Linked DNA regions of Homo sapiens: region 1 is linked to region 2. A link is a loop called in an ENCODE intact Hi-C map of the cell type or tissue named here. Cell type or tissue: gastrocnemius medialis. All regions are shown on one strand. Each heading gives the region's core, and the rest is flanking DNA. Links, peaks and the distances in the headings are about the cores only. Region 1 overlaps FHOD3 (formin homology 2 domain containing 3). Region 2 overlaps FHOD3 (formin homology 2 domain containing 3).

What was found. Peaks named below come from ENCODE experiments on the same cell type or tissue, not always from the same donor. Only the 100,000 strongest peaks of a DNase experiment are listed, where the experiment ranks them.
Region 1: a loop joins it to region 2, with 2.2 times the contacts of the local background. A loop is called at or near these places in 5 of 110 quality-filtered maps.

Annotation. Positions count from the first base shown.
Region 1 is chr18:36,373,576-36,376,380 of GRCh38, reverse strand. The region is part of intron 3 of FHOD3 (formin homology 2 domain containing 3); the gene reads right to left. Among named protein-coding and RNA genes, the nearest start is that of FHOD3, 77 kb to the right of the region's middle. In gastrocnemius medialis, for the core only: no CTCF peak of the experiment used is centred there; no DNase peak of the experiment used is centred there.
Region 2 is chr18:36,313,123-36,315,927 of GRCh38, reverse strand. All of the region lies in intron 1 of FHOD3 (formin homology 2 domain containing 3), which reads right to left. Among named protein-coding and RNA genes, the nearest start is that of FHOD3, 17 kb to the right of the region's middle. In gastrocnemius medialis, for the core only: no CTCF peak of the experiment used is centred there; a DNase peak (open chromatin) is centred at 1,677.

The DNA of each region.
Region 1 (2,805 bases), core at 189-2,688, 61 kb before region 2:
AACCCAGAGAATCAATCGCCAGGGTTTTACTTTCTAAATGGGAAGACAAAATCTGCTTCAGAAAATTGAAGCCCAGGGGTTTTTAGCCCAACAAAATGCCTTCAAAGCCAGCCAGTAAAAAACACTCACATATTAACTTTAGGGTCTTAACGACTTCAAACCTTATTTTTTTAAGTCCTAGATTCCATTCCTTACCCCACAATTCTTTAGTTCCTTTCTCTTCATGATGAGATTTAGTTATCAGAGCCAGTTGGCCCTCTGAACATTTTTCTGGTGTCTGGAAACAGGATCACTTTTCAGGGACCAAAAAATTTATTTTCTCTAGCTAACCTCATAAAATGCAGACTTCTCATGTCTATCATACGTCTTAATTCTTATCTGTAAGTGTATGCCCACGATATGACCATCAAAATTTTCATTTCTTTGAAAAGATCGAAGCTAGATTAAGAAGGCAAGTGCAGCGTTCGCTGCAATATCAAGTGGTCATACCAAAAATGTACAAAGAAATAAAAATTACAGTGGAGATAAAGCACAGAGGTACAAAAGTTTGAGGCCTCTCTCTATACCAAAATCTCATTCCAACCTCCGGCCAAATGCTTCAGAGCCACTACACTACCAGAAAAGACCTGCTTCAGCTGCTAGCTGTAACCATCGAAGCAGAGCCCCTGTGGCCTTCATTTTTCGTGAGGGTTGCTGGGCTGCTAACCATAAAGGCTCACCCACCACACTCTCATCCCAAAGGGTGCTGGATTCCAAAGTTAACACTGGAGAATTCCAAAAGCACCTCACCTCCAACTCATTAACATGCAGTCCTGGATTCTAAACATTCCTCTACTTAATAAAAACAGGAATGAAGGAGAAGAGAATGTAGGGTGAGGAAAGCATTATTTTTGAGACATTTACTTGATAGCATTTTAAGCCCAGGAGACAAACCCTGGTCCTGGATCCTTCCAGTCCAATCGTGGGTGGAAGGAACGTCTTCAGGGGAGTTGCATGTGGTGCGAGGCTGAGACAGCAGCCACTGTGCCCCAAGCCTGTAGCATTAATATTTCAACTATTTCTTCTGTGGTAAAGAGGGAAATAACCTTGAGAAGAAACAAAGACTAAAACAACAGATGTGAAAAAGGTTTATTTTCTCCTTGTCATATTTCCGATTGTCATTTTGACTCAAAATTGTTCCGGGTATTGTTTTCTTTATCCATAAGAAATCTCATCTAACACTGCCATTTGGAAAGGGAAAGAATATGTCACAATAGGGGAAGGTACTTCATCAACATGATTGCACACATTCCATTTTCTATACATAACCAAAGTATAATATTTAGTGCTAATAAACCTATTCCAGATCTTGCTAATAGTAGGAAATGGAATTTTAAAAAAGGCTTTTAATACAAAGGAAAAACTTTTCCTTTTTTAGGTGTTGCTGTTAGTTTATACGGCCAAATCCTCTCATCTGACATAATCAGGCCTAAGGCAATTAATGGTAAAAGCTGATTAAAGCAGAAAATCCTTTTGAAAACAATACATAAAAAAATACATAAACATAAACAAGACCTTACAACATTTTGAACTCGCAGCTATTGTGGCAAAACATGCCGGTCTACCTGTGATGAGGCACAAATAGTTCTCTGAATAAGGATCTACCCATTGGAATTCCATGTAGACTTTCTTTTACAACTCACTCCAATAACAAGGTCTGATTTCCAGTCTAGTTTCTTTGAAGTCCAGCGGAGCTGAAGATGCTTATGAAGAGTAGAATCCTCTTAGATTTTATAATATTCCCCCTCGCCTTTTATAGTTATCATAACACATTTACATTGACAGAAATGCTTCTGTAGTGACTAATTTTGAGTCTTTTCCAAAATAGTGAACTTTCAAAGAAGCAGTGACCTTTATGTAGTCATATTTAATTAGTTTATGAAATATTTGGTACTATTTCATTAAATTACATAATTCTGATAACCAGTGCAATTGGCATAAAGAGGTTTGTGAGCAAGCACACTGACTCCATAAACCCCAGGTCAACCCCAAGAGCAGGGAGCATGTGTGTCCTGGTTGAGTGTGGGCTTCAGAGGCTGTCGGTGCTCAGCATGCCACAGGATAAGATGTCACACATCTTACATCTATCACATGGGACGATAGGATACAGAAGTTCATAAGACAAGTCAATAACACAGAAGTTGTTTTTAAAAAATCCTGTACCTGAAATATTTGACTACATACTGCAAAGGAGTGAGTTTCCTTAAAAGGAGTTAGCTCATTTGGATTTGGATTGAGCTCATTTTCATGCAAGTCTGCTTTCTGCCACCTTACTATTCCTGGGAAAAAACAATTCATATTCATGTCCCAAATTTCTTGTAGTTATCAACTGTGTTTCAACATTTAACTTCAACACTGTTCAGTACATGTTACGTGCCTGGATTTGTTCTAGATCTGGGATGAGGGTAAGGGGGAAGTTTATCCAAAGTCGTGTCACAGACCTTTCCTTTAGAGAGACATGATTTATACATATGAAATCACTGGGAAAACACGAAGCAGGTAATAAAAAAGCCACGATTTAATATAAGTGCCCATATACATTGTACAGTTACTCAGTGCTACAAGCAGTTGAGAAGCAGAATAGTCAATATTGGCTGGAGGTCCTACAGATCTTACTTTGTTTCCAACAAGATTACCAATCCTCCTGACACCCTGACCTTTCAGTCCCTGAAGTTTGAGTCACCTGAACAATTATTCTTTAGCTGCAGAGTGAGGCAAAGGTTGTTACTCAAGACACTTGCAACCTCACCACCCTCCACACCAAAT
Region 2 (2,805 bases), core at 300-2,799:
CTGCCACTTCAGGGCCTAGCAAATCACAGCACTCATGAGGGCGCACCAAGCAGGAGTCACAGACACCAATCAGGTAACCAAAATTACATTTTCAAAAGTCGGGTCTGTGAGCAGACATAATGGGGTGTCTGCTTGAGTACTCGGCACTGCTGGGGTTCACTAGGACATCGCAGATCTGGGGTCCTCTCCCCCAGCCTGGTGCAAGGCAGGCTGCCAGAGGAATTCACATGGTGGGCATGTGAGCACACAGGTTCTGGGCTTTGATCTAAGTGCTCCCTCATTGCTGCTGTGAGGCCAGGCCTTTCACCAAAGCACTGTTCACAAACTCTAATGTTACAAGCAATATTCAAAATCTCAAGATGTTCCAGAGCCCCCCAGGACCCCTTAACCCCCACATGCCCTCTGCAGGAGCCCCCCAGTTTCATCCAAAAGGGAACCTGATAAAAACTTCTGTACACTGGGTGGAATAAGAGAATCAAGAGTCTCGGGGTGAGGGTGTCATATCAGAGGGGAAAGACTTTGGTCACAGGGAGCAAATCTGGGATCCAGAGCTCTTGGGTGGCCAAGGAGGCAGGCTGAGGCCAGGAAAGGCCTGGAAATGAAGAGAGACTGAGGTCAATGCCCTAAACATCTCCATGTAAACTAGTTTCTAATGAAACTCACTAAACATAAGCCAGTCACAATTTCCTGCAAAAGCACAGTCCCCACATTATGCACAGGTATCTTTCAAAAGTTCAATATGAATCGACTATGTGGAACTCTGAGTGCATTTTTCATAGAAATAAAGTGATGCCTATTAGGAGAGTAGGCTGAGACCAGGCCAGCCTGACACCATCATGGCCTATCAGTTCCTGGAGACGAGGCCCATGCTTTATTCTTTTCTGATTTCCAAGTGCTCTGCAGAGAACTTGACTTAGAATCAGAACTCACAGAGTTCTGCTCTGTGAGTCAGTGAAAGACTTCCTCGGACGTCAAGCATGATTGCACATTTAACTTCCTTGTGTGTTCCTCAGGAATGCAAGTGCTAACATCCTCGATTTTTAAAGGCACTTGGAGAACCACATAGATCTCCCCCACTTAGGCCTTGACCTAATGTACTCTAATATTCTAAGGAAAGTCAGGATCCCTAGACAAGGAGGCAGAATAGAAACAGAGCTGAAAGATAGACTCTGGTTTTTCATTTGAGGCAGGTCCCCAGGCTGCACGCATTGAAAGTATAAGATGCCCTGATGAGGGGGCTCCTTGGAGGGCCATCTGGAGGCCTTGGCAACTTTAGGACCCTTACTTGCCCTCAGCAAAGAGAAGATAAAACTCATTCAAAAACCAAACATCTAATACTCTAGCCCCTGAACTTCTTAAATATCTGTTCCCCTCCCATTGTTCCTACCACCTCCTCCTCTAAAGCTCTATTCTCTGATGTGACAGAGAAAGCCACATGTACTCGGCTGCATTCCTCCATTACTGCTCACATCACCTCTGTGTGCAATGATCAAAGTGCACCTTTCACACTCTAATTTCTCTAGTGCCACTTGCTGCTTTGCTTGTTTACACCATTTTGCTAATTGATAAAATGGCTGGTGATTTGTATCCCATGGGGATTGAGAAGTGATTCTCACACAGCTCTGTCATAGGCGTTGTCCCTGTGTAAAGTTGTGAAATGAGGGTTTTGAGCCAGGGTGACGTCAGAGCCCAGGATGATGAGGCCATGAGGCAGGGGACGCCAGTACTTTGCCTCACAATTCATCCATAACAGGGCTTTGGGAGGCATAAGAATTAAGAACAAACAAGATATCTAAATGAATGATCTTTTTTGTGGGCAGTGTTTTAAAAAGTGCTTACATTCTGAAGTTCAGAAACTCGAATGACAAATTCTTCTGACAGGCCAGGTGCAGTGGCTCATGCCTGTAGCCCCAGCTACTCAGGAGACTGAGGCTGGAGGATCACTTGAGCCTAGGAGGTCGAGGCTGCAGTGACCATGATCATGCCACCGCACTCCAGCCTGGGCAACAGAGTGCAACTCTGTCTCAAAAAAAAAAAAAAGACAAATTATTCGGACAAAGGATAACTTGCCAAATAAGAAACCTCCTGACTGCCCTGCTAAGGAGAGAGCCAGGTAATTATCTGCTGAATAAAGAATCTAGGTATTTATCACAGAAAAATGAAAACTTAGGTTCACACAAAATCTCTATGCAAATGTTTAGAGCAGCTTTATTCATAATCACCAAAAACCAGAAACAACCCAGGTGTCTTTCAGTGAGTGAATGGATGAACAAACTGTGGGATATCCATACCAGGGGAAACTGCTCTGCAATCAAAAGGCAGGAACTCCTGAAGCACCCAACAACTTGGATCTGAAGGGCACTGTGCAGAGTGAAGAAGCCAGTCTCAAAAGGCTACACACGAAATGATTCTATTCATATAGCATTCCGGAAAAAGCAAAACTACAGGGAAAGAAAACAGATCAGTGGCCTCTGAGAATGCACAACTACAAAAGGGTGGCCCGAGATAATTCTTTAGGTTCCTGGAATTGTTCTGTGTCCTGTTAGTGGTGGCAGTCACAAAAACTTATGCATATATGAAAACTCATAGGACTGTGCACCAAAAATAAAAGTGAATTTTACCAAATATGAAGGTTTTTTTTAAGTTCACAAATTCTTTGGCAATTCTTCCATAAAACAATGATATCTAATTCCCCCTTGCCCTTGAATGAGGGCCAGCCCTGGTGATTCACTTCTAACAAGTAGAGTACAGCCAGAGCATGTGGCTAGATAGGGAGAGCAGCACCCACCTGGACCTCTCACTTTG